Linked DNA regions of Mus musculus: region 1 is linked to region 2. The links are chromatin loops, found by intact Hi-C in ENCODE. Cell type or tissue: heart. All regions are shown on one strand. Links, peaks and the distances in the headings refer to the core of each region. The heading gives the core; the rest is flanking DNA.

Region 1 (8,754 bases), core at 323-8,322, 50 kb after region 2:
GAAAACCAATAACGCATGCGCATTTCCCCCACTTCACCGATCTTCCGGACCAACATGAATAGCTGTCCCAAGTAATGCCTGCTCCCTGAGGAATCTCAGGATTCTTCACGTGTTATCGCGCCTCATTTTTTTTTATATCTAGGTTTTTACTTGGAGTGAACAAAGTAAACTGACTAATGAGATGCCACAAACAGGGAATCAATACCTATATGTTTTGAACAGGCACAGAGAGGGGCAGCCTGACCTTGGAAATGGGGAAGGGGTCCTGCCGCGGGTCCTTCCGGGGGTGACATTCAGCCGGCGGTTCGGGGAGACGTACCTTCCACCTTAGACCATGGCCAAGTTCATCCGTAACTTCGCGGAGAAGGCACCGTCGATGGTAGCCGGTGAGCGCAGCCCGGGAGAGGCTCGCGAGGGGAGGGATTGTGCTGCGGCACCAAGGGGCCGTGGGCGTCGGGAGGGCTTCCAGGAGGCCACTGTAAGGCCGCAGCCTCGCCTGGCCTGCCCGCGGCTGCTTAGAGCTCACAAGCTGCAGGGTCCTAGCTCGGCCGGGGAGCGAGTGGGTCGTGTAACTCTGCCCGGCCTCACTCCGCCGCGAACGCCGTGATGCCCCCTTACCGTGCCGGGAGAGTTGGGAAGGGAGGTCGGTAACAGGGGAGAGAGAGGTCACACATCAGACCTCATAGCTGGTCTGCGTCTCAGCGAAGTATTTGAAAGCCATCAGAAATTTTAAAGACGGGTGAGAGATCTTTGAAAGTTATGTTTGCTTACCATCCTGGTTAGAGCCTAGAGAATTCTGCGTCCGATGAAGGGAATTTGGAACGTAGGGGTGAATATCCCCTCCCCAGTCAGCACAGAAAGCGACGCCTGTCAGCAGTCGTCTTCAGAACCTTGGCTTGGCATTCGTGAGGTTGTTTTGTTTGAAAATTCTGATAGACCGCGGTCTCTCAGATAAACACTGAGTAGTTATAAGCCTGAGCAGTATGTTCAATCGATACAGTTCTCTTCTGAGTAGAAAATTACTGTATTTTTGAAGCAGGAGATTAAGTTTACAATTTCTTCTTTTCTGTATTGTATTAAGTGGTTGAAGGTCCTATTTCCAAATGTTCAAATTTGGTTATGAAATGTGAATTGAAGGTGGATTTTTTTTCAAAGATTTATTTATTTTACTTATGTGAGTACACTAGCTGTTTTCAGACACACCAGAGAAGGCCATTGGATCCCATTACAGATGGTTGTGAGTCACCATGTGGTTGCTGGGAATTGAACTCAGCACCTCTGGAAGAGCAGCCAGTGCTCTTATCCGCTGAGCCATCTCTCCAGCCCTCTGAGGTGGAATTTTAAAAACTTGTAATTTTGAGCTTTCCAACCTGTTTGCATATTTAGTAATTCTTTTTTTTCTCCCCTTCATCACCAGCTAGTGAGCTATTTAAACCCTTAAAGTGCCAGCCAGAGTCTATAAATACTGGATTCCTTCCTATGGAACCTGAGGCTGCCAATAGCTGTTTTCCAAAGAATTTCCTTAGTAAAAAATCATTAGGTGATCTGAAGCAACGTACTACAATTTTTACACCAATACAACCAAAAGGCTTTGACGTTTGGACTTTGATGGTTTGAGGTGCTATTTTTAATATTTCGTAGAGAGTATTTTTCCGGCCGTATGACTTTTGCATCTTTTAGGTAGCTTGTATTCAGAAATTTAAAACTGATTTTATTGATGAAATCCAAAATGAAAGACATTATCAAGGTAAACTTTGGTCAAGAAACAACATAAAACCTTTCCACTGTTGTAACTGTAAGATAACTTGTTCTGCCAGAAGTACTGAGACCTGAGGGCTCTGAGGGAACAGAAGGTTACGTAGACTGTGCTCTGCAGCATAGGCTGGGGCTTTTTTTTTTTTAAGATTTATTTATTTATGTATGTGAGTACACTATAGCTGTCTCCAGACACACCAGAAGAGGGCGTCAGATCCTATTACGGATGGTTGTGAGCCACCATGTGATTGCTGGGGATTGAACTCAGGACCTTTGGAAGAGCAGCCATCTCTCCAGCCCAGGCTGGTGTATTAAGTGTGAATGTTAAAGTATTTGATACTGACTACTGACTAGATCTTTCAGTTCCCTAGGGCATGTAGCTAGAGAAAGAAGTCAGTAATTATTATCATAGTTCCCCCAGAAAGGTGAAAGTCTATTTTTTTGTTTTGTTTTTCTTTTCCCTTAACTAAGCTATAAATTTTACTTATGTTTCACCCGCTTTTCCATTCATATATTTTGAGTCTACAAATATAGGATATTACCTTAGAACTAGTTTCTTGTGTCTGCAATCTCCCCTTTCTTATATCTGATCTCTACTTTCATGATTTGGCCACTTGGAGGTGTCTGCCTGGATATTTTGAAGAATGTTCTCCAAACTGGTTATCTTGGGTTTCTCTAATGATTAGCCTGGAATTAGGGATTTTAAGAACAAGAACCACAGGGGCTGGAGAGATGGCTCAGTGGTTAAGAGCACTGACTGCTCTTCCAGAGGTCCTGAGTTCAATTCCCAGCAGTGACATAGTGGCTCACAGCCATCTATAATGGGATCCGATGTGTATTCATAGAAAATAAATCAATCTTTAAAAGAAAACAAAAAAAAGAACAAGAACCGCCAGGCGCACGCCTCTAATCCCAGCACTGGGGAGGCAGAGGCAGGCAGATTTCCGAGTTCGAGGCCAGCCTGGTCTACAGAGTGAGTTCCAGGACAGCCAGGGCTACACAGAGAAACCCTGTCTCAGAAAAAAAAAAAAAAAAAGAAAAGAAAAGAAAAGGAAAAAAAGAGCAAGAACCACAGAGACAGATCACCCTGATGACATATTAAGAGATCTGTGGTATTCATGCCATCTATTGAGCTGACAAGGTCTTCCACTATAAAACTACTGCTTGCACTTTCTGCACTTGTTTTTATTTTTTGGAGGTGTCATACATTTGTGTAACAACTTTTATAATCATTTTCATGTGCACACCTCCCTCTCCTGGAATTCTCAGCAAATCCACCTCTTACCTCTATCCCCCACCCCTCAGAAAAGATCATTATAGCGACATACTGGTAGTGACCAGCCTTATGTGTCTACACCCATTCTTTACAAGCAAGTTACCAGAGCAGGAGGGGTGAGTCCATTTTCTACATATAGTAAGTGGAATTTTGTGAGGAAGATCTATCTTACTCAATTTCTCTCTTTCTCTCTCCCTCTCTCCTGTTATTTTAATTGTATATTGCACTGGCTCTTTTACATTCACTTCATACTTCTTGTATCTAATTCTATGTCGTTTACTGCTGAGATTGTGCCCACCTTGGCAGTCTGTAGATCTTTTACGTTGGTACCTCTGCCCTTTTGGCATGCCTTCTTAGTTTTTGGTTCTACATCATAAGTCATCTTTTTATCTTTTTTCTTTGCCCAGCCTTACTTAGCCTTGACCATTTCTCCAAGGAGCCTTGGTACCTTTTATTAAACAATGGAATTCACAAATTACCGTCTAGGATCTGGGTTTGTTCCTTGCTGCTAGAGTCCATTTCAAAGTCCTCTCAGTGGACAGGTGTCTGAATTTAGTTTCATTTGCTATGATAAAACACCATGACTGGGCTGGAGAGATGGCTTAGCAGTTAGGAGCACTGACTGCTCTTCCAGAGGTCCTGAGTTCAATTCCCAGCAACCACACGGTGGCTCACAAATGGGATCCTATGCCTTCTGGTGTGTCTGAGGACAGTGATGGTGTACCCACATATATAAGATAAAGTCTTAAAACAAAAACAACAACAAAACCCACCATGACCAGAGGCAGTGTCGTGGGGAGGAGTAGCATCACCCTGAGTGAGTTGCATCCTCTCGCATCAGTCACCAAGGAAGAAAATGCACCACAGCCAAACTAATAGGGGTATTTTCTCAATTCAGGTTCCTTTTTTGGTTTTTTGGTTTTGTGTGTGTGTGGTTTTTGTTTTTGTTTTGTTTTGTTTTGTTTTGTTTTTTGAAAGAGAATTTCTCTGTGTAGCATTGGCTGTCCTGGAATCACTCTGTAGACCAGGCTGGCCTTGAACTCAGAGATATGCCTGCCTGTCTCTGCCTCCTGGGCACTGGGATTAAAGATGAGCACCACCACTACCCAACCAGTTGAGTAAGGGTCCTTCTTACCAAATGACTCTAGCTTTCATTAAGTTGACACAAAACTAGCGAGCACAGCAGGTATTCAGACATATATCTATAATTTTTTTTAAAGATTTATTTATTTATTACATGTAAGTACACTGTAGCTGTCTTCAGACACTCCAGAAGAGGGAGTCAGATCTCGTTATGGATGGTTTTGAGCCACCATGTGGTTGCTGGGATTTGAACTCCAGACCTTTGGAAGAGCAGTCGGGTGCTCTTACCCACTGAGCCATCTCACCAGCCCATATATCTATAATTGCATGTTAGTCTATACATATAAATACTTGTTTCTAGGGCTGAAGAGATGGATCAGTAGTTAAGAACTCTTGCTTAGGAACTAAATAAATTCAGTTCTCTGCATGAGTGTGGTGGCTCACCACCACAGTTCAAGTTCCAGAGGATCTGGTGCCCTCTTCTGACTGCTCTGAGCACTACACACATACAGTGCATCCGACACAAAAGACAAGAAATCTCTGTGGGTTTGTTTAAGATTTATTTTATGTATGTGAGTACACTCTTTCTGTTTTCAGACACACTAGAAAAGGGCATCCAATCCCATTACAGATGGTTGTGAGCCATCATGTGGTTGCTGGGAATTGAACTCAAAAAGACTTTTTCAGAGCAGTCAGACCTCCTTTTTTTTCCCTATAAATATTTTATTTATTTGTGTTTAGAAGTTGCAGTTTTAGTACTATTAACAGAAAATACATAACAAAGGCTTCCTAAAAGTGAAAAAAATTATAAATGTTGGAAAAGTTGGCCTCATTAACATATTTGCAGACTTTTACTTAATACACACTCCTTTGGAACTCACTTATGACATTTTTACAGGCTTTATCACCCGAGTCTCTGAGTAGTGAGCACTTCAGCTCTTTACAGTCTCCCCGAGACTGTAAATAAATAAGCCAAATGGTGGCAGCAGAGACAGGTAGATCTCTGTGAATTTAAGGCCAGCCTTGTCTACAGAATGAGTTCCAGGATGGACAGGGTTGCTGAGAAACCTGCTTAGAAGAAAAAATGAATGAATGCATGCATGATTGTTTTTGTGCCCCCACTATATACATACATATAATTCTAAAATCCAGCAGCATCAGATTCCTGCCCCCTCACCATACATCTCTGTTTCTATATTCGTTTCTGTCTCTGTCTGCTATACCTTCAGTCCAAGATCTTGCACATGTACTACCACTGAGCCACATCCCCAGACCCTGTGTTGAATTTGTTACTATATCATCTGCTAAATTCATTGATTTAAAATAGTGACTACATCAAAGAATTTCAGTTTAAAAGCAATTCTTAAACTCACAGCCTCTGTCCTCAGCACTGGAGTTAAATAAAAGGCATGAGCCACCATTACCCAGTGCAGAATCTGATTTTAATTGTTCTTAACACTACATGTAAATTTTATTTGTATTGAGTGCACTGTTTGAAAGGTGAGCAGCTGTACTCTGGTAAGAGAGATTTAAGCCAGCACATATTGCTAAGGATACAAAAAAACGAATGGATACTAATTGGTGTAATTCCATCTGGACTTGTGGCCAATACTGTGATGAGCCTCGATCTTATTGTTAGAAGAATGCTATTCTACACAGCTTCTTCCCCTTCTGGACCCCTTCTCTTCAAAATCTGCTGTTTCTACAAAGAACAATACGCTTTTGTCTTTGTTTGCAAATCTAGCTACGAGTAACTTTACATTTAATTAGATTTGCCATTCAAAGGTGAATAACAGTACTAGCTGGCCACTAGTGAGTCCTGACATAATTAACAGCTTAGAGCTTCCTGCCTGGCTGAGTGTCCCTGTGACACAGGTGTTCTGCATCTTTAAAAGCTTCTTGTTACCAGGGAGCAGCAGCTCTGACTTTCACACTGGGTGCACATTCAGTCCAAACAGTGAGTGGATGTGATACATGAATAAATATTTGTGTCCAGCCCACACATCTGCTTCTTTCCATCTCCAGTGAGTTCATCCTGGGGTTTCTGTTTTGTTTTGTTTTGTTTTCCAGCTGCCGTGACTTACTCGAAGCCTCGATTGGCCACATTTTGGCACTACGCCAAGGTTGAGCTGGTTCCCCCAACCCCTGCTGAAATCCCTACAGCTATTCAGAGTGTGAAAAAAATCATTCAAAGTGCTAAAACTGGTAGCTTCAAACACCTTACAGTTAAGGTAACTACGTGCTAAATGAAAAAGTATGTTTGTGATTGAAAAAATATCTTCCCTGGGAATATTTCCAGTTCTTTTGATTAATATATATATTTTCCAATAAGGCAAAGTCCAACATAATGAGAGCTTATCTTTTTTTGACTACCAAGAAAAAATTTTCTTCTCTCATTTTGTCATCTGGATAGAAGTGATCCAGCTGTTGTTTGTCTTGGTCTAGTTGTGATTGTAGAGCAAAAAGGTGAGTGTCCTGAGAGCTGGGAACCTCACTCTCCTTCCTGATGTCAGCAAGTATCTTATAATATGACACAGTTTTCCAGCTTTGTTTTCTTTTTAGTACTAGAATTAGCTCCATTTCAGATAATGACAACTAGAGTTATTAGGCAGAGCAAAAATACCAAAATCTGGGTTTTCAGATTGCATGTAGATTAAATACCACGAGTTGAAACTTAACTTTTAAGTACACCCGATATCTAGTAACTGCTGTGGCCAGAGCCTTTGCCTGGGGAAGGGTGGCAGTCAGGAGACGTCATTAGCCTCTGGTCTACCTGAAGGAGGAAAATGACTTCCAAAAATGCTATTATTGCTAGTAGTAAAAAGGTCCAGTTTGTTTATAGAAGGATTTTTTTTCCTAACTAGAGTTTGTAATTCTGAGTTTGTGATTACATGAAACAGTGCTTCCTAGAACCATGTGTGGTTTGCTTTTGTTTTTCTTGTTGGTCAAGAATATAAAACGGATACTGAATATTTGGAAAAAATTAAACTAAATGATGGTGAAAGAGGGAAGAAGACAGAGCCCTTCATCTTAGACAGAAGTATCTGTTCAGAGAGAAGCCTTCCTATGAATGCCCCATCTAATGTGTGAGCCACTTCCAGGATGTGGGGTGTTTTAGGACCCATAAAGTATCTCATAAATAATAATGAAAGGGTTAAGTCAGTTCAGAAAGACCTTTAAAAAGCTCTTTGAAACAGTTTATAAGCTCAGGTCCGTTTGCCTCACAAAATTGAAAGTTCAAGGCTCTCAAGTTGAACATTGAATATCAGTAATTCCTAGCTTGGGCTAAAATTGTTCTGTAGTTTTCAATGGCCTCCGTACATTCTCTGAGAGAGAACAGTTTTAAATATGTGTTGGGTTTTTTGATTGTTCATTTTTTAAAGTACCTTAAAGTTTCTGCTTTTTTCTTTTCCAGGAAGCTGTGCTGAATGGTTTGGTGGCCACTGAGGTGTGGATGTGGTTTTATATCGGAGAGATCATAGGCAAACGTGGCATTGTTGGCTATGATGTTTGAAGACCAATCTTTAACTTCTGATTTGAGTTCTTATTTGAATGTTCTTGGACCATGTGTAACAGGACTGCTATCTGAATAAAATACTAGGTGTTGAAAACACTGCTGTGTTTTCTCTGTCAAGTACTGCAGTCATAGTATTTCCTGAGAGTAAGTTGAGTTGTCTTTGGCTTTGTTACATTGAAACAGGTTTAAGTGTGTGTCTGTTTAACCTGCAGTTAGGAAAAACAGATGTGAATATATCAACCTGGACATAAATACATGATGATTAAAATTGTAATTCAGAGGTTTAAATTCAAATCCAGGCAGTGGTAGTGGCACACACCTTTAATCCCAGCACTCAGGAAGCAGAGGCAGGTAATATCTGAGTTTGAGGCCAGCCTGGTCAACAGAGCAAGTTCAGGACAGCCAGGGCTACACAGAGAAACTTTTGTCTCCTCCACCCACAAAACAAAACAAACAAAAACAAAAACAAAATACGTCTGTAAGCCTAGAGGTTGGGAGGTAGAGTTGGAAGGCTCACTACATTTAAAGCTGACTTGATCTATCCACACAGTTTCAGGTCAGAAATGGTTTTACAATGGAAATACAAACTCTTATCTCTAAAAAAGAGAGAGAGGCCAAAACTGTAAACAGGTGTAGTGCATATACCCAGCAACAGAAAAGGCTGATAGAAGATCACTTGAGTCAAGGAGTTCAAGACCAGCCTGAATGTATAATGAATGGGACTTTGTCTCAAAAGGAAATATGGGGGAGGGGCAGGAGTTTAAGGCCAACTTGGGCTATGAGAGACCTTGTCTCATACACAGAAATTACAAAAAAAAAAAAAAAAGATGGATTATTTTTCAGCAGTTGTGTAAAAATGTTGATGGTACTTCTCAAATTGAATATTTGCATCCTCAAGAATGAAAGAGGTAGCATTCTTAGATACATGATTATAACATCTTTGACAGTAGAGCAGGGTAAAAGAGCCATGTTAACTGGCATGTACCTCTCATCCTAGCACTCAGGAGGCAGAGGCAGGCAGGTCTCTGAGTTCAAAGCCATTCTGGTCTGCATATTCAGTTCCAGTATAGCCAGAACTACATAGACAGATCCTGTGTAATAATCTTGCTATTCATCTGGTTTT
Region 2 (8,723 bases), core at 10-8,009:
CGGGCTCCACATGCTTCCTAGCTGCTGCCAAACCTCTTCTTCCAATAGGGATGAAAAGGGGCAGGGAGTTGACTGTGGAGTCTCTTTTTTAAAGACACTGGTACCAGGACTGACTGTCTCGACCTAAGAATGCACGGGTGCTGTGTGCATCTGTGGGTCCTCTGAGAGCAGGGCCTCAAGCCCACAGATGCTGAGCATTGTTCTTAACTTCATTAAGTTCTCTCAAACATCCACAGATTTTCTTTGTGATGAAGGACTGTCCTGCCCATTATAGCAATGTCCTTGGCCATTATCTACCTGATGGCACTGGTACTCACTCCCCCGCCCCCAGTGTGATAAACAAAAATGTGTTAGACACTACCTAATGTCTAAGGCAGAATGGCCATTAAGAACCAAAGACCGAAACGTAGGTGTGGTGGAACACACCTTTAATTACAGTCCTCTGAAAGCAGAGTTCTGTGAGTTCCTGGCTAGCTTGGTCTAGTAGAAAGTTCCAGTCTCTCCCCACACTCCCCCCTCAAAAAAAAAAGTTCAGGGAGGGAAGGAGAGGGAGAGAGAAAACTAAAACTAAAAACCTTTATTAACTTTTTAATCAACCAATCAGAATTTCTGATTCTGTCAGTTCATCCCAAGTTTCAGTTAGGAAGACAGAATTGAGAACGTTAATGAGCTTTCTGACCAGTTGCAAATTTTCTTTCTCGTTCTAGGTGTCCCCCCTTCTATCCAGCACCCAGAATCAAAACAATGCATTTTGGAGAGAGCCCAGTAGAGAGATTTTCAACCCTACAGGTAGACTGCAAGCAGAGAGGAAGAACTGTCAAAGAAATTTTGGTCTTTTTTTTTTTTTTTTCAAAATAAAATAAAAGCTTGGAGGAGCCAGTGGTATGACTCAGAAGTGGAGCACTTGTCAACCTTGTTTGGGGTTCTCAGCACCCCACCCCCAGACCCCCCAAAAAAATTCAGTGAAGGAAAACAAGCACAGTGTGGTGTTTGCAGAGTGCCCCCTACTGGGAAAATTGTAAATGACAAAATTAAAAGATCAAGTATAACCTACCTCTCTATCCAAATAGACATTTCTTTTTTTAATGTTTGCTGGGTTCTTACGCAGGTCATAATTCAGTGGGCCAGTGCAGCAGTGAGGTGGCACATCAAGAAAAAGTATCTGCCACACAAATGTGACAACCTGAGCCCAATCCCCTGAGAAGCAGAAAAAGAGAACCCACTCCACCATGTTGTTCTCTTACCTCCACATACACTTGAAGAATATGCACACCCCATGCATACGCATCACACACACACTATAGTAATAACAATAAGTAAAAGCATAACAATGATAATAATAACAACAACTACTACTACTCAGTGAATCACATATGCAGTGAAAGGTCTCCTTCCACCGGAGTGTCCAGCCACAGAGTAGCCTTCCCCACAGGCAAGTGAGCTTCTTACATATGTTCTTAGGTGTATACTAAGCATATAAGAAAAGTTCTCAAGTACACTTTATTCTCCTTTCCCCTATGTCTCACACTATGATATAACACTATATATCTTGAATTTTCTCCTAATCCAACCTGAAGATTATGAAGGATAAAGTAGACAAGACCAATTACTGGCTAAGGATTGATTGATTGTAGCATTTTACTTAAAGCACAGTTTGTGCTGCCTGTTTGCCAGGCATGACTTCACTTGCTACCTGGAACAAAATGATGTGGAGACATAGCTGAAACAACAACGCATGTGTGAAGAACTCCCTTTGGAGGGCTGAAGCGATGGCTCAGTGCTTAAGAGCACTGGCTGCTCTTCCAAGAGACCTGGGTTCAATCCCCAGCACCTGTAAAAGTAACTTTTATTCATGTGATGTGATTGTCGTCTCTAAGCCTTACTGCCTCTGTCTGCTATCCTAGGCCTAGTCCTGGAAGCTTCCAGCCTCTGTACAACATGGTGGAGTGGGTTCTCTTTTTCTGTTTCTCAGGGGATTGGGCTCAGGTTGTCACATTTGTGTGGCAGATACTTTTTCTTGATGTGCCACCTCACTGCTGCACTGGCCCACTGAATTATGACCTGCGTAAGAACCCAGCAAACATTAAAACTTAGAATGTTTTGTTTGTTTTGGTTTTTTTGAGACAGGGTTTCTCTGTGTAGCCCTGGCTGTCCTGGCACTCACTTTGTAGACCAGGCTGGCCTGGAACTCAGAAATCTGCCTGCCTCTGCCTCTGCCTCTGCCTCCCAAGTGCTGGGATTAAAGGCGTGCGCCACCACGCAGGGCTCACAGGTTTCATTCTTGACGTTTTATTTTATGGTTTTGGTGTTTGCCAGCATGTATGTGTATCACATGTATGCCTGGTGCTTTATGAGGCCAGAAGGAGTTAGATCTCGAAAAACCAAAAAAAAAAAAAAAAAAAACCAAAAAAAAAAAAAAACCAAAAAAAAAAAAAAACCAAAAAAAAAAAAGAAGCCTGTATGATATATAATTAGCCTATGATAATATTTGCCAATTTTAAGTGATTTCACCTGTTCTCAGCAGTTTTTAGTAATTTGCCCCATCATAATTCAGGTTGAAAACATCACCACCACTGTTTTAATAGTCCTTATGCTGACTCTCAACCCCAAGCAGCCACAAGTCTCTGTCTCTTCAAGTTTTCTTTTTCTTTATTGGGAGAGCTTGATTGCAGAGGCGAAACCCCAAGCCCAGCACTGGTGCTGCTTATATAGGCCTAGGAGAGGCGTGTCTCACACCCGGATTGGTTATGCATTCTACCTCATTTGCATGCCTCACACCTGATTGGTTATACTCTCAGTACCTCACAGAACCTCATTATCATGCCCGGGCCAGGCAGTGTCTTGGCAAAAAACGTTATTGCATATGTACACATTGGTTGTTTACCCAACCGTATGCGTGGTGGCCAGTGGTAGCCAGCGTCACCTTGTAATGGCATATGTGGCTTCCCACAGGTCCTGCTATCTATCTAGCCTTGAACTCCAAGTATATGTGTATTTTGTTTCTTCTTGCTGAAAAGCCATTTCATGGGCAGTCCACTGCTTGTCCATTCCCCAGTCAAAGGACACATGATGGTTTCACTTCTCGGCTATTATAAGCACTGCTGCAATGAGGATTCTTTTGAAATGTTCTATTTTGTTTTTATTTTGGTTTTTTCAAGACTCAGTTTCTCTGTGTAGCCCTAGCTGTCCTGGAACTCTCTCTGTATATGAGGCTGGCCCCAAACTCACAGAGATCCATCTGCCCTGTCTCCAAGGGCTGGAATTAAAGGCTTACACCACCACAGCCCAGCGTGCAAGGCTCTTTATGCAACTATAATTTCATTTCTCTGGAGTAAAGACCTAGGAATGAAGATCATATGGCAAATTCACTTTTAGCTCTTAAAGAAACAGCCAAATTCTTTTCTAAACTAACAGCATCGTTTTACATCCCTACTGACATGACAGCTTTTTGTTTTTATGAATCTTGAATTTTCAACAATATTTGTCACTACTTCAATATAGCCACATTAACATTTATTTTGTATTATTTTTATTTTGTGTATATGGGTGTTAGGGCTGTTGGTCTATCTTTGCACAATGGGCATGCAGAGCCAATGGAGGCCAGAAGAGGGCATTGTATCCCTGAGAGTGGAGTTAGTGATTCTAGCTGCTAGGTGCATGCTGAAATCTGAACCCTGCCTCCTTTGGAAAGTAAGGCGGTGCTCTTAACCGCTGAGTCATCTCTTCAGCTCAGAGCAATGGCTTTTTACACAACACATAATATTAATCTTTGCCCCAACCTCACTTTCTTAATGGTGACTTTTGAAATGCAAAAGTCTTTTTGATAAATTCCATTTTATAGATTTTGTTGCATTTGGGAGGTCATGTCTAAGACAAGATTGTCTCCTGTCTCATTATTTGTAGGTCATTGTTAGGGATTTGGTCTAGCTTTAACAATAAATGTCACTTAGAATATATGTAAAGTATTAGTAACAAATAAGAATAAAAGATATCATTGAAAAATATCTGAACATGTAATTTTATTAAACTAAATCTCACTTCATAGCAGTTATATAGATATACACTATCAAGTACAGCAAAGAAGTGCCTGGTACTCCTATGCATGTATGCTACCAATCTCTTGCTGAGGTATTGAGCTGTGCCAATATAATTTTTTTTAAGGGGTATCTCAGAATAGGGTAGGGTTTTGGTTGGTTGGATGGTTGGTTTGAAGTAACCCTAGGTTAGTCCAAACTCACTGAATAGCAGAGGATGACTTCGGATGCTCAATTCTCCTGTCTCTATGTACCAAGTGCTAGAATTACAGCATGCCCCACGGTGTCCCACTCACTACAGTTTTAATTTTCATTTTCCTTACTAAAACTAAGAACCAAGGCTGGAGAAATGGCTCAGACGACCCAGATTCAATTCCTAGCACCCACATTGCAGCTCACAACTGTCTGTAACTCCATATCCAGGGAATCTGACACCCTCACACAGACATACATACAGGCAAAACACCAATCAATGCTCATAAATATTTTTCAAAATTAAAAACTAAAAATTAACCAGACTTGTAGGCTGTATACTGTTAGCATTGTATAGATAAATCTAAGACCAACCCAAAATAGCGCGCTGCCTGGCACCTAATACCTGCTCAAAACGTCTTATACATTGTCCTTGTTGGTATTGTTACTGCTTCTAAGCCACAACGAGTGAAACGGCTCCAAAAAGCCATAGGACAGAAGGGAGCGTAAAAAGCAAAAAGTCACAGTCTGTGCAGAGCCCGACACCACAATAGTGTATCTGCCCTCAAGAGATGGATTTCCAAGGTCTAGCTTCATATTCCACAAAACTTCAAAGCACGCAGTCATAGCCAACCCTGCCCCGCCCCGCCCTGCTGCCTAGCCCAATCCCAAAGCCACTTCCGGCCCGCCCCCCACCCTCGCTAGCTGCCAGCAAACGTGCGCATGCGCCTCCTCGGTGTTTTCTCTGTCATTAGCGAAGCCCGACACCGCCCTACTTCCGGCGCGGGGTAAAGACCCAACAGGCTCGGCGCTCAGCGATGATGTCAGCTCCGGTTGCCTTGCTGAGTCGGAAGTAAGAACCTTTTGGTCGCTGTAGCTGTGAGGTGTCGTCGTCCCTGCCCTTTCAGGCTCCGGTAAGAGGCAAGGTATAAGAGGACGAGAGTGTTGAGGCTGCGACCCGGTTTTCTCCTAAGCAATTGCCAGTCAAGGCCCCTGCATGCCTGCTGTTCTCAACTGCTTGCCTGACCCGGGTCCGTCTTGAACTTCGACCCTGTCTAATCTGGAAACCCTTACGGTGCTCCGGCGTCCGGTGGCTCTGCACATTCCCTTCTTCTTTGCCAAGTCCCTGCTAGGAAAGGCCCGAGTGTGGGCTGTGGCTGTCTTTTGACTTATTTTATCTAGGACCTGCGCAGGGTGGGTGGGTCTCCCTGCTGCCTATGAATGTTACTGAACCCCAAAGGATAAAATACGAAGAGTGAACGACAGTGCCAGATGCCAAGGAGACAAAATGAAGCTCGACTCATAGCAATCAAACCAGTAGGGTGCGTGTAGCAAGAGGTTGACTTTTAAAGCGAGTGACGGCTTCCCAGCTGTAGCTCTTTGGATTCTGCTCGAGTTTTTCTTGGTCGAGAAAACATTTCTCAGATTGACCATAGAGTCAGACGTTTTGTGTTTAGTATTGTTCCTTTTAGGATTCTTTTTTGTCTCCTAGAGCAAGAATGGGTTAAGTCTCAATGTCATTGACTTTTTTGGTCCCAGAGACATAAAATGGGGCCCAAGATGAAATGCCAGGGTTTGTTAGAGACGGTTTTGTTTGTTGTGTTGTGTTCTTTTTTTGTTTTCGGACGTGTATGTGCTTCACTTGATGAGATCCTAGCTTGCAGATAAACGTATTGCAAGGATTTTTGTTACGACACCTAATGTAACACTGAAGGTATTTCCAGGTAGACATGTTACTTTGGGAACATTTTTAAATTCCAAAATAGAGACTTTATGGAGTACAATTTAATACAGTGTAATTTGGGCTTGGGGTAGGGAGTTGCTGGGGTTATAAACTAAGCCCTGGTGCATACTAAGTGCTCTAGAACAGAGCTACACCCAACCCCACCTTAGCCATAGAACTTGGCTATAGCAATCTGTTTTTCAGTGTTACCAATAGTTCTACTTTAAAACTGGATTGGACATGATCTTAAAATATCTGTATGCTCTCAGGAGCCAGTAGTGGCCTTAAAGGATTAGCAGCACTCTATATAAGTAGAAGCTTGAGTCAGGAGAAAATGAGAGAATTGTATGGGTCCAATGGTTGACACTTCCTAGAGATGTAGACTTTTGCAGCAGGTATGTAAAGTGAAGTTACTTACTAAAAATGAATCAAATCCAAAAGCCTTGGGGGGGCTGGTAGTTGTGCCATCCCAAAAGCTATCAAGAAAGTGGATGTGTTTCTGTGTGGCAACTGAAAACAAGGAATTTGGGTTTATTATTACTATTACTGTTTCTTTTTAAAGATAATTTTTTTAGTTTTGCTTATGTCTCCATATGTGTTTCTGTATATATGCATGCCATATGTGTGCAGCTGCCCACAAAAGTAAAGGGTATTGGATCCCCAAGAGCTGTAGTTACAGAAAGTTGTAAGCTGCCCGACATGGGTGCTAGAAACTAAACTGTGGTCCTCTAAAAGAACAGCAAGTACTCTTAACCACTGAGCCATTTCTCTTTCTTTCTCTCTCTCTCTCTCTCCCTACCTTCCTTCTCTTCCTCTCTCTCTTAATCTCTTTGTTTCTTCCCCTCTCTCACTTTCTTTCTTTCCTATTAAAGAATCTATTTTTTTATGGATGTGTACCTGTAAGAGTGTGTGGATGCCCACAGAGAGCAGGAGTTGTCAGGTCCCTGGAGTTGGAGTTGCAGGCATTTGTGAGCTGCCCTGTTTCAGGTACTGGGATCCAGACTCTGGTACTCTGGTAGAGTCATTTCTTCAACCTCTTACTTATTTATTTCTGAGTCAGGGTCTCACTGTGTAGCTCAGGCTGGCCTTGACATCAAGATCCTCCTGTTTTCACTTCCCAAGTGCAAGGATTACAGGTATGCACTACTCTACTCAAGCTGGGAAACTTAAAATAGGTAGAGTAAGTATTAAGCCAAACCAGGTATCGAGGGTCCATTTCACCAGACCTTTCTTTTCTTCCTAGGTACTTTTATTTTCATGTGTAAGCTCAATGACTAAGTCTAACCTGGATCTCCACCGAGGTTCTCAACAGGTGATCTGTGGGCCCTCATTTTTTCCTGTAAGTTGTCACATGATTTAGCCTTGCTTCTAAAGAAGGAAATTCTCTATACCTATTTTAAGTAGATACGAGAACGATGACTTCAGTGGGGTAGGCAAAACCTTGTTTTGTTTGTAACATTCTTTCTAGTCTTCTTTCTGTTGTCATTATAAACCATTCTGACCAAAAGCAACTCAAAGGAGGAAAAGAATTATTTGTGCACTTGCAAGTCACATCCCATCACTGAGGCGAGTCAGGGCAAGAATTCAAGCAAGACCTTGAAGTACAACCTATGGAGGAATGTTGCTTGCTGGCTGATGCTTTGCTTGCTTGCTTTTTTTTTTTTTTAAGATTTATTTACTTATTTTATATATCTAAGTACATTGTCACTGTCTTCAGACACCAGAAGGTTGTGAGCCACCTTGTGGTTGCTGGGAATTGAACTCAGGACCTCTGGAAGAACACAGTCAGTGCTCTTAACCAGTGAGCCATCTCTCCAGCCCCATTAGCTAGCCAGTCAAGACAATTCCCCCAAAGAAATGTCTGATCTGGGCAATCTCAAACCAGGCTTTCCCCTAAGATGACTCTAGGCTATGTCAAGTTGACAGTTAAAGCTGACTAGGGCAGCATTTGAGGTGATAGCAGGCTTATTTTCATTCTCTGTTCTACATATGCATAGGTACTGAAGCGCCACAGTGTCTGGCCTGGGAGCTTGGCCTGTTGCTGCATCTCCAGATGTAATAAGTCTGTGCCTTGAAGTAGATCTCGAGGAATGGTGTGGTGTGGCTACGTGCAGCTCAGGAGTAATCACTTGGAAGACTGAGACTGCCCGTGAACATTTGCTTAAGCGTTGTGGTTTGGAGGATAGTTTCAGAATCAGATATGAACTTGTACTTGAGGGTCCTAGAGGCTAGCACAGTTGATCTGCCAGGAGTGCTCTGTGGAAGTTTTAAAATTCCATTATAAGCAGGGAAAAGATGTAATAGAAAGTTAGCTTGTGTATATAATGGAAGAGAATAGAATTAAAAAGGAAGTGATGCCATTTGTGGTGCTAAGCCCTCTCTCCTGATAGTTTTGAGAATATGTCCTGTTCTTCCTGCTTTCAGCTTTCTTTTTATATATATGCTGCAGATCATTGTCTCCTATCTAATGAGCTGGATCATTCAGTTGTATTTTTTTAAATATAAAATAACTCAAGCCAGGCATTGCGATACATGCCTGTAATCTTAGCACTTGGAGACTGAGGCAGAAGAATCACTGTACATTCAAGGATAGCCTGGGCTACACAGTGAGGCTCGACTTTTTAATTAAAAAAATAAAATAAAATAAAAAGGCCTGGAGATGACTTAGTGGGTGGGTAAGAGTTGCTGGTGCACAAACAGAACCCGAGTTCAAATCCTCGACACCCACATAAAGAGCTAGATGTGTCCACAAGTATACCTGTAACCCTAGCACT

Evidence for each region. A loop is a pair of places that touch in the nucleus more often than their neighbours do. Peaks named below come from ENCODE experiments on the same cell type or tissue, not always from the same donor. Only the 100,000 strongest peaks of a DNase experiment are listed, where the experiment ranks them.
Region 1: it touches region 2 in a loop (5-fold over the local background); 12 of 42 quality-filtered maps call a loop at or near these places.

Annotation. Positions count from the first base shown.
Region 1 is chr9:44,912,242-44,920,995 of GRCm38, reverse strand. It overlaps Atp5l (ATP synthase, H+ transporting, mitochondrial F0 complex, subunit G), which reads left to right and starts at 254. Exons shown (of 3, transcript NM_013795.5): 1 at 254-386; 2 at 6,185-6,345; 3 at 7,530-7,748. The coding sequence starts at 335. The coding sequence ends at 7,628. It overlaps Gm30934 (a long non-coding RNA gene), which reads right to left and starts at 269. Exons shown (of 2, transcript XR_379340.4): 1 at 1-269. In heart, for the core only: CTCF peaks have their summits at 1,960 (motif pointing right) and 4,604 (motif pointing left); a DNase peak (open chromatin) is centred at 395; H3K4me3 peaks cover 1,609 bases; H3K27ac peaks cover 741 bases.
Region 2 is chr9:44,961,902-44,970,624 of GRCm38, reverse strand. It overlaps Ube4a (ubiquitination factor E4A), which reads left to right and starts at 5,025. Exons shown (of 21, transcript NM_001346698.1): 1 at 5,025-5,140; 2 at 7,193-7,288. It overlaps Cd3g (CD3 antigen, gamma polypeptide), which reads left to right. Exons shown (of 7, transcript NM_009850.2): 7 at 708-1,053. In heart, for the core only: CTCF peaks have their summits at 1,001 (motif pointing left) and 3,597 (motif pointing right); DNase peaks (open chromatin) are centred at 3,634 and 5,024; H3K4me3 peaks cover 1,996 bases; H3K27ac peaks cover 1,498 bases; H3K27me3 peaks cover 491 bases.